2 separate regions of the Homo sapiens genome follow, and region 2 is linked to region 1. A link is an interaction called in ENCODE POLR2A ChIA-PET data of the cell type or tissue named here. Cell type or tissue: GM12878. All regions are shown on one strand. Links, peaks and the distances in the headings refer to the core of each region. The heading gives the core; the rest is flanking DNA. Region 1 overlaps EXOC2 (exocyst complex component 2). Region 2 overlaps IRF4 (interferon regulatory factor 4).

Region 1 (5,390 bases), core at 306-5,305:
CCGCCGAGATTTCCCACCTACTGATTTATGAGGAGCGCAGTTTCCTTTACATCATCTGATGCCGCTGTGTTAAAATCCTTGTCTGCTAATTCCAATACCTGGGTCATCTTAAGGGTGGCTTCAGGTGATCATGTTTTGTATTAGGAATAAGTCGTGTTTTCCCAGTTATTTGTGCATTTCAATTAAATTTGAATTCAATTAAATTTGCATCCCGGACATTGTGAATGTTATGCTGTGGAGACTCTGGATTCTGTAATATATCTCTAAGGACTGTTGATTTTTTATTTGTTTGTTTTAGCAAGCAGTTAACTTATTTGGACTCTAACTCTTGGCTCTTGGGCAGCATCCAATTCTTACTTCAGTTCTTCTAGCCTTCGCTGGGCTGGCTGGAGTGGAGTCGGACCATGCATATGGAGAGACTCCTCTATGGGATACCTCTCTCACCTAGCCGTAGTTGTGGCTGCTCCAAAGCCTGTTTTTCAAGCCAGAAAGCACGTTTTGTCTTGGAGTTTTAGGCACTCCTGGACCTGGCTTTAGGTTAAAATCCATAAGAAATAAGAAATTCATGCGGGTGCCATTTCCTCTAGAATCTGCCCACCAATGGTCGTTCTCTGGTGTCTTCAGGGATTTTTTCAAAATTAAAAAAAAAATTTTATTTTTTGATATTTAAGTTTACAGTTGTTATTTGTGGTGGGCTGGCCTGATAGGAGCTTCCTCAGCCATGGCTGGACGAAGGGCACTGCTTTTTGAAACTCACTGCCACGCTGCCAGCCATCACATGAGGAGCTCCCAGGCAGAAGTGCACGCTTCCATCTGCAGGCATGCCTAGCAACTACCAGCTGGTTATGTGCATGCCAAAGTCAACTGGTGTTTACGGCAGTTATAATTATGTAATTTAAACAAAAGAGACAGTTATTTGTTGTTTCTATGCAAACTGCACTGAATGCTTTCAAAAGACTTATTAAAAGCAAGTTGTTAAAAATTTCCTGCGGAATGGAATGTCATGAAGATAGTTGGAAAATAAAAATAAAAATCACAAAACTTTTGAAGGATTCTGCATTCAGATAATTTGGCAGAAGTCTTTAAGATCTTGCTCTACTGTAAAGAAACAGAAACTCTGAAACTTGTAGACAATGCTTCATGGGTATGGCTTATGCAAGAAAGAATATGAACTTCTTCAATCAGTAGATCCATTAAAAGAAGCCTGTCATATCATAAGATTGATGACTAAAAACATTTTATATGCTTTAAATAACAACAGAAGTTCAATATGAAATTGAATGATTTTGTTACCTGTAAAGCTCCATTTTTGCTGAAGGATGAAACACACTGCATCAGTCGACTGAGCTCTTCAGAAACTGCTTCTATCACCTTGGATAGTACCCGAGGGACCAGTTCTTTGGAAATGGTGAACACCTGGTTTGAAATAGGAAGACATGGTGCTTTGTGGGGCTTTTTGACTTGAATTTGTTAAAGACAAAGTTAACATTCAAAACAAAACAAAAGAAAATCAACAGGACTTCTAAGTCATTTTTAAAAGGCCAAAATTATAAATGAAAGGAAGATACAGACTTATATTTAAATTCTATTGACTGATTAACAACAAAAATTCTCTTAAAAATACAATATTGGCAAATATAATTTTGAAAGGCATTACTGATGTTGACAAAATAAAAACTGTTTTGAACATTTCTTTTGCCTCTTGCCCCTTTCACTGGAAAGAAACATCTCTAAAGAAGAAATTAGAGAAATAAGAACATACTGGGTCAATATTTTACCACAATTTAAAAAAATATTGTGTCAGACTCTCCTTAAACTCTGACAAACACCATTTCATATGGGGTACCCCATTCTGTATTGGAGAACAAGCCCCCCCTCCACAATTTTACACATACTGTACTCAATATGTATTTCATTTTATTTGACTTACATTATTTTCAAACCTTAAAGTTTGAGACTTTCAAACTGAGAGTTACTGTCTTTGGAGATTTACTGAAACATCTGACTCTGCTGACTCATAAATGACAGTAAATCATATTTTCTTTTTAAGCTTTTCCTTTTTTCAGATTGAGCCACTAGCATTAAATATTTGAATTAACCCAAACATAACTTGAGTGTCCAAGGAAATTTTTGGCAATTTAAGATTATGTAGCAAATAGTAAATACTATGAATGAAATTCTCCTTTCAGTCATTATAAGCCCATGGCAATTGATAATAGACATTAATAAAAGCTGCCTCACTAGGAATCAGCACCATCACTACAATTTCCACAGATCTCACAGTTCTGCCCACCTACCGAAGAAATGCTTGCAACAACTGCACCTAAATTTGCACTTTGGGCTCAAATTCTATAGGATGCTACCATAACAAAAACAGAATTTTTATATTTTTTATAAGATCACAATTAAAAATATTGCTCCTTATAAAAAGATCTATGTGGTGACTTCCTGCCTGAGTTAAATCATATAAAAACTCTATTGTTAGAGATGAATTTGTATGTTTCCCTTTCATAAGAACTGGAAACTGTAACGTTCTATAGTTTTCTTTCTGCTCTTGGCGCTTCAAACTTCTAGCCAAATTTAGGAACCAGGTAGTGTTATCTTTGTCTTCCCTGGTCATATTCGGGTTTCACTCTTAATTAACCATGTTTTTTCAGTTTACCTTGATGGCCTCAGATACTTTTGGATGCAGCAGGCGGCATAAACCTAAAAACACCCTTCTTGGATGCTTGTCGCCCAAGAGGCACCTGGGCAACGGTGGAAACGACTGAATGGTAGCCTCTTTGATCTGCCCCACTTTATCTGGTCCCCCATTAGTCTGTGAGCCACAGCCACTCTCAAAGTGTTGGCAAAGCAGTGAGTAACAAATCCTGAAATGACTGAATGAAAACAGGCAGCCATAGATCATGGTGGTAGCTCTGGTCTCTTCTTTCAATGTTCCTCAGAAGAGTCCTCCTAACCAGGATGTTCACTGAGGATGTTAACACAAAGCTTAAGATGAAAGCGTGTCAAGTGAGAGCAAGTTTTCGCATGGCCCAGAAGCACCAATACTGTCTGCATGACCCTAAGTCAACCACGGACAGGAAACCACGCATCTGTTCCAGTGTCGGCCTGCCCCGAGTCTCTTTCTAAGCAGTGTCTGCCTTTCTGGAATCCCAGCCACTGCTACAGGAATCAGATACCAGTGCTTATTTGTACACAGGCTAAAAAGAGGTTAATTCATTTTCCAAGATAAGGGATTTACTATTCTTTGAAGGATAAACATCCTTGCAATCTATCTTCACCTTTCAAATATTTATGAATTTAGCTGGAATTATCAAAGAAAACATACAATTTCAGAGAAAGACTCACAGTTAAACACACACACACACACACACACACACACACACACACACACACAGAGACAGAGAGAGACAGACAGTGCGAGCAAGAGCTGAACTGTATCTTATTTATACCCAAGACACATTCTGAGGGAAAAAAAAGACCACCATAGAAATAATCAAATTTACATCTTTCTTTTTTCTTTTTTTTGGTTATCCATATCTCTTAGGAACATCTAATGATACTTTACCTCTGCATGCACGGCAATTATATTCACCAGTGCTTCTTTTAAATAGTTTCTGACACCTGAAATTGAAATAAAGGAGAGAAAGAAGGCATTAATAATAACACAAGCTCCCCTCCCCTGCTGGCAGGCTGTACCCCATGCTTTAGAGTTTTCTGAGGAGAAACAGAAAGTAACACCACCACTATTTCCTTTTGAGAATCAAATGGTGAAAGGAGTATTTCCATACAGGTCAAAAAGAAAAAAAAAGAAATGAGAAGTTTTCTTTTATTGTTTTTCATTTCTGTCACTGTTTATGTTCTCTATAACTGGCTCTCAGTCGGCCTCAAAATGAAAATTTAAGAATGTTCTTCAGTTTCTTCACGCACACACACACAGAGAATATATATAGATAAGTATCTATATATACTGTAAAACATATACACACTGTAAAACATATACGGTAAAACATATATACTGTAAAACACACACACACACTCAGTATAAGCAGTAACACAAAATACAGAGGGTGTTTAACAATGCTTATAAAATGCACATTAAATATCAATTATAGCATCTTACTACCAAAGGTGAAAGTCAAGTTATTGAGCAGAAGGACCATTTTTGTCTTAAGGAATCACTTTTAGGAGAAACTCCTTATAAAACTGAATTTGATTCTGTAAGCAAGTTAAAGCCTGGACAAAATAAAACATCAGATTTTAGGTACAAGTTCAATGAGCCTCACTTTGCTCAAAAGCAGAAACACACAGGATTTAAGAATGTGGGGTCTGAGGTCTGACTATTGGGGACCAAACCCCAGTTTCGACAGCTGCTAGTTGTGACTTTTGGCAAGAAGGCTGTGAGCCTCAGTTTTCTCATCTGTCACAGGAGAATAATAATTGTCCCACCCTTGGGGGGCTGCAGTGAGGATGAAGGGGGATGCATGCCATAGGTCCTGGCATTCACAGCGTTCACTAAGAGCTTTCATTATCATCATTTTGCAGGAAAAAAACCCCATAAAAACAAAATACTGTTTTATTGTGTTTCCAAAACAATTCCTTTCCCTTGAAGTGGGAGATTCCAGATGCCTTCTAGAGCTGCACACACTGAGAACATCTCCTCTATAGAACAGGGAAAATGCTGCACTGTAAAAGCATGGATGTTCCCAGTAACAACATTAAGGAAAATATTCTCCCAGAGTCTCATCCACGCTACTGGTTAGTTGGGAAAGTTGAGATAGAGATCAAGAACTATAATCAACCTTTTGAACGGGCATTTGCATATTCCAAATATAGAACTAGGTTTTGATTGTGTCACACACTACGGTATACAAATAAGGACACGGTTTTTCTTTTGAGGAGCCAATTTCATATACAGATCAATATCAAGGGCATAGGTATATATCGAGATATATATAGAGACATATAGATATACATATCTATATATATCTATATATCTATATATCTATTGGCTCCTCAAAAGATATATATATTATATATATCTATATATATTATATATATCTATATATATTATATATATCTATATATATTATATATATCTATATATTATATATATCTATATATATTATATATATATTATATATATCTATATATATTATATATATCTATATATATTATATATATCTATATATTATATATATCTATATATATTATATATATCTATATATTATATATATCTATATATATTATATATATCTATATATATTATATATATCTATATATTATATATATCTATATATATATATTATATATATCTATATATATTATATATATCTATATATTATATATATCTATATATATTATATATATCTATATATTATATATAT
Region 2 (5,390 bases), core at 77-5,076, 99 kb before region 1:
GCGAATCCTGGTCTGTCCTGGGCAGCACCAAAGCTCTTTCCCCTTCTTAGAGGCTGCGTGTGCAGCTCGGGGAGAGGGGGGTTTTCTCACTCCTGTGGGATGGTGGCATCCCACAGCCAAGTTTACTCTCAGGATCCATGCTAGGCACTGCCCTTCGTGGGATCTTATTTAAACACCACAGAGATCACTCCAGGCAGTGGAAAACAGCCCCCCACTTTTTATATAGAGAGGAGATTGTGGAAGCTCATAAATAATAAGTAGGGATGCTGGGAGATTATTGAGCTGGTATATTTCTCTCGAATAGTGGTGTGTTCATTGTTGCTATTGTTGGAATTAGAGGTGATACTAAAAAAGGAACGGAAAAATACCATGGCAAACACATAAAACGTCTCTACAGGTGCCTACCTACCACTGGGTCCCAGAAAGACTTGCTGATTGTGGATTAGATGTGGTCCCCTGCCCTCGGGAGTTCCCCAGACATCAAAATGAGCTCCCTCAGCAGAAGCTCTCATTAGCTGGGTGCAGGGAGAATCTAGCAATGCGGTAACTCAGGCCTTCAGGACTTTTGAGTTAGTTACTTAAATGGAAGTCCTGAGACAGGTCAACACACTGAACCCTTTGGATGTTTTAGGAATATTTGTTCCTTTGCAATTTGGCCTTTTTTTCCCCAGTCATGTTCAGGTTATCCTTGGCTGCAGGTAGTGAAGAGGTGTACCACTCTTTAATGTTTGTACTGAGTGGCATGTTCACAAAAAAGCTCAGAATTCAGTTGCATTGGCTTTTCAAGAGGGATTTGCAGCAAGGGCTGGTTTCCAATATGGTAGTGGAGGAATTGGCTAACATAAAACTAGCTCCTGAAATTCAGACTTGCGTTTACTGCTCTGGCTCTATGGAATTAGTAACCATGGGAAAGAGGCAATGCTTAGAACTGTGTAAAGTGATGGAGTAGGTAGAGACCTGTCTTGAAGCATCGGTAACAGTAAATGAAGCAGCAGCAAGATCAGGTGTTCTGTGCCACATTCTTTTTCCATTCATGTTTCATACAACATTGTCTTCAGGAACATGGTTCAGTGTTCTCCCAACCCACAAGAGACAAGCAAAATAAAAATGGACTAAATAATTTGCTAGTTTTTAATTGGGCTCTTTGGCACAGACTCAAGTAGACCTGAACTCTCAGCTCTGTTGTGAACCCGCTTTGTGAACAAGGACAAAGCATGTCATCTGTCTCTGAGCCTCAGTCTCCCTGTTAGTCAGTTACAGAGAGAGCGCTCCAAGTTTCCTTCCAAAGCTGTGCACTGGCTCGTTTCTCCATCAGCTTTGGTTTTCCAGTTGGTCTCCAGCTCATCTTTGCCTCACAAGAGCGTGCCCTGCTAGTTGCTGGTGCTGGGAGTGGGTGGGAAGGTGATTGGGCGCCAGCCCCTTCCTTCCCAGGCTTCACACACACACCCCAGGAAGCCCCGCGGTGCGTCGGACTCTCTGTCTAGACATCATCTGATTTTTATTTGCAAATGCAGGTTGCCAGGTGACAGGAACCTTTTATGCTTGTGCCCCACCTGAGTCCCAGGCTCCCGGAGTCCCCACAGAGCCAAGCATAAGGTCTGCCGAAGCCTTGGCGTTCTCAGGTGAGTGCAGGGTTTGCTCCTGGAGGCACCGCAGGAGGCCAGCCTCTGCTGCCAGCTCTGTCATCTTTGGGCAGATTCGATGGGACTTTAGACACTTGCTTTGCTCCCTCTGGGGTCTGGAGTAGATGTAGACACATCCTGTGTGTGAGGTGACCAGGGTGATTTAGGAGCACCATTAGAAAACCTGACATCACTGCTTGTGGTTCTGCTGACCGTTTCAGCCACTGGCTTGAATGGAGTCATTTTGGCTTCTTCACTGGCACCTCTCTGAATTTCTAGGAATGTGCCTTTACCTTTACCGAGGGCCCCTCTTCAGCCAACATTCTCACGATGTGGAATAATTGCTTGGAAGTGTAGAAGGGCTTCTCATTTTGAGAAGCTGATCATCCTTCCAGGTTGAGCCACAAATAAGTCCTCCTCCTCTACTCCCTGGGGACATTAGTTCTGGTCCCTCATCTCTAAAACATTGATGTGCCTAAGAGTAATACACATTTTGGTCTTCCTCTGAACTTTAATATAGCTTGCAAACAAATATGGATTCAATCTGATTTTTAAAGTTTTATTTCTAAAAAAAAAAAAAAAATCCCTGCACCATGGAGATCTTACCTACTATAAAGAAGGCACCTCTAGGCTTGGCAAGCACACGTGCTATATGTATATTTATTTTTCAGATAATATTTTGGATTGTTTTTAAATGGGATTTGTTTTTATATTAAAACCAAATAGCTTAAGGTTTGGAATTCTCATCTTGCCCTCTGGCATCTTTAAAAATCAGTGATGAAAAATACTAACTAAATTCTGAAGGTTTCAGGGAGGCGAGAGTTGTGGCACTTTTGCTGCTCAGAGGGGAGCTGGAGTTTGACCTACCAGCTCTTTCTAGTTGTGAATGAGGCTTGCACCTTTTTTTCTGAGGTGCTCGTGAGTAACTGAGGATGCCCTTTGGGAGGAGGTGCTTCTGAGCAGGAAGGCTTGTGTTTGTTTTTAGAAACTTTCAAACCCTTGTCTTGAACACCTAAGACTTGTGTGGGTGCCTGAAGAGTAGGAAATAAACAGCTATTTATATCTCGGCAACCTCGTGATTTCTGATGACATTAAATGAAATGAAACCTGCCCCGAGAATCACCTCGAATGGCCAACACCCACTCTCTTTGGGGCGCACTGTCTGACTCGCTTTCAGACAGTGTGTTGAAGCAGAGAATTGAGACAGTGATGTGGGTTAAGTCTCAAAACCTGCTGTTGAGGAATAAGATAGTTTTGTGGGTTTCTTTTTTTGGTATGCATGATACAGATTAATTATCAGCCATGAGCACATTTATTAGATAACTGTGATTCCCATTGATTTTGGGGTTCCATACAGTTACCAGTGGCAGCTGCCTCCTGTCTGTGCCACTCCCCTGCGGTCTGGCTGAGGAGCTTGTGCAAACCCAGCTTGGTTCTTTCAACTCATGGGCGATATTTTAAAGAGGCTTCTGAAATCAGCAAAACGTTTGTAAATGGATTCATCTTGTTTAAAGTTTCAGAGAGCGCAGTTTTAGAGTTCTTTTCAAACTTAAACACAAAGCCCAGTGGGAATTTCAGCAGACTTTACATGAACTTTTAGAGTATTTTTCTCATTAATTTCTTTCTTTTCACAAGAATTAATTTTGTGATAAAAACACCACATATCCAGTGTGGAAAACTAATTTAAAAATCAGAAAAACAAAAATGGAAAATAAAAATATCACATTCTACCACCCAGAAATCACCATTAAGGCCTCAGTGCTTACCCTTTAATGTGTGTATGTGAGTGTGTTTATATATAAATTATATAGACATAAATAATTAAGCACCTAATTCTATATATAATTTATATATGTACACACACACACACACACACACACATTTGCTTTTTACCTAAATGATGTCATGTTATTATTTTGGGGACGTTTCAGGTATGTGGACCGACTTGCTTCTTTCTGAAACACCGTTATATTTTTTGCTAGTATAAATTAAACTTAGGGTTCATTTCCTCCAAAGTAAAAATTGATTTGCTTAAAGATGAATTTTCATTCAGTGACACATGACTTAAATGACATCACCACTATCATCATCATAATTCACAAATAAGACTTAGCAAGTTCTTAATAGTGATGCTCTATAATAGGAATTCAACTTACATTTCCAGAAAATTAATGAAAGATACACTTGTTCCTTAAAAAAAGAGTCGGTGGCCACATACGTTTGTAATATGCTGGTTTAGACAGATTAAATGGGTTTCTTTCCACGGGACTTCTCCAAGTGTTGACCGAGCTCATGCTGTCTGTGGATCTCTGGGGGAGACAAGGGCACGCTGTGTTTCCCAGGCCTCCTTGACGCGGGAACCTTTTGTTCCCCCACGGGACATGTGGGACACTAGAGTTCCACCACAGGTGCTTGGCTCTGTGGAGTCGTTGGCCTCGAGGTGGTGTCCTTGGCCCCCAGCACTGACTCCGGAGCTCTGTGTTTGCAGACTGCCGGCTGCACATCTGCCTGTACTACCGGGAAATCCTCGTGAAGGAGCTGACCACGTCCAGCCCCGAGGGCTGCCGGATCTCCCATGGACATACGTATGACGCCAGCAACCTGGACCAGGTCCTGTTCCCCTACCCAGAGGACAATGGCCAGAGGAAAAACATTGAGAAGCTGCTGAGCCACCTGGAGAGGGGCGTGGTCCTCTGGATGGCCCCCGACGGGCTCTATGCGAAAAGACTGTGCCAGAGCAGGATCTACTGGGACGGGCCCCTGGCGCTGTGCAACGACCGGCCCAACAAACTGGAGAGAGACCAGACCTGCAAGCTCTTTGACACACAGCAGTTCTTGTCAGGTAAGGCACCTCGTTATCTGTTAGAATGGAGGTGGTGATGGCCTGCCTGCCACAGGGGTCAGAAACCACAGGGTCCCTCCCACCCCAGGCTGAGGTCTTCCTCCTGTTGACTTCGGCGCCCACTGGGCTTGGGGCTTGACTCCAGTAGAGATCTTCTGTCTGGCTCTGTTGTGGGCAGAGAGTCCGGATCAGATGGTCCAGGTGGACCATGGCTCAGGCTGTTCTCTTGCAATTCTGGTTTTCAGCAGTCGCCTCTTAAAACAGTTCCATTTCATTGCACTATGATCTCGACAAATACGTCTGCTGATGTGGCGGCTCTTTTCAGGTTCCCAGAAAAATCATAAAGGTTGGAAGCATATTGTTAACATTCTTGGTTGTCAGGTGTGTCACCCTCATGCAGATGCTGGCCCACGAGTGAGACGGAGGGTGGAGTGGACTGTACTGGTTTTGCACAGGAGAAGTTATAGGAGAGTGCTATAAGTTGGCTCTGTGATATGAACATTTCTAAGCATATTTTTCAGAACCAGTGAGTTTTGTTTTTCTACCTTGGATTTCATGACAATTCAGCGAACCTCTGGCTGGCTTCTGTGAAGCCCCTCGCCCTGTCATGCTGGGCTTCCTCACTGGCTTTGTGGGGCTGTCCAGGTGGAGGGAGCCTCCCGCGTGGGAGGGAGCTGCTCTACCCGCCACTCGCCACCCCACCGCCAACTCTTCCTCTGCCTTTTCCCAGTCCTGTCCCTTCCTGAGCCCCTTCAGAAACTCCTGTGTCTTTGATTTCTCATGTGCCTCCCCTTTTCTTGAATGTGCTTCTTCATTCAACTTATTTAAAATAAAAATATGACACGTCTGTGTGCTCTGGCACTGTTGACATGTGCTCGTACTTCTGGGTGTAAGTGACCCAAGTTTTTGTAAGCTCATCCAGATTT

Evidence for each region. Peaks named below come from ENCODE experiments on the same cell type or tissue, not always from the same donor. Only the 100,000 strongest peaks of a DNase experiment are listed, where the experiment ranks them.
Region 2: POLR2A ChIA-PET joins it to region 1 with 13 read pairs; 9 of 35 experiments call an interaction of 5 or more read pairs at or near these places.

Annotation. Positions count from the first base shown.
Region 1 is chr6:496,074-501,463 of GRCh38, forward strand. It overlaps EXOC2 (exocyst complex component 2), which reads right to left. Exons shown (of 28, transcript NM_018303.6): 24 at 3,572-3,627; 25 at 1,294-1,416. Among named protein-coding and RNA genes, the nearest start is that of IRF4, 110 kb to the left of the region's middle. In GM12878, for the core only: no CTCF peak of the experiment used is centred there; DNase peaks (open chromatin) are centred at 2,998 and 3,738; H3K4me3 peaks cover 1,257 bases; H3K27ac peaks cover 2,476 bases.
Region 2 is chr6:397,314-402,703 of GRCh38, forward strand. IRF4 (interferon regulatory factor 4) reads left to right here. Exons shown (of 9, transcript NM_002460.4): 6 at 1,515-1,622; 7 at 4,111-4,464. Among named protein-coding and RNA genes, the nearest start is that of IRF4, 8.3 kb to the left of the region's middle. RefSeq lists an enhancer at 2,647-2,766. In GM12878, for the core only: no CTCF peak of the experiment used is centred there; a DNase peak (open chromatin) is centred at 2,638; H3K4me3 peaks cover 4,631 bases; H3K27ac peaks cover 2,552 bases.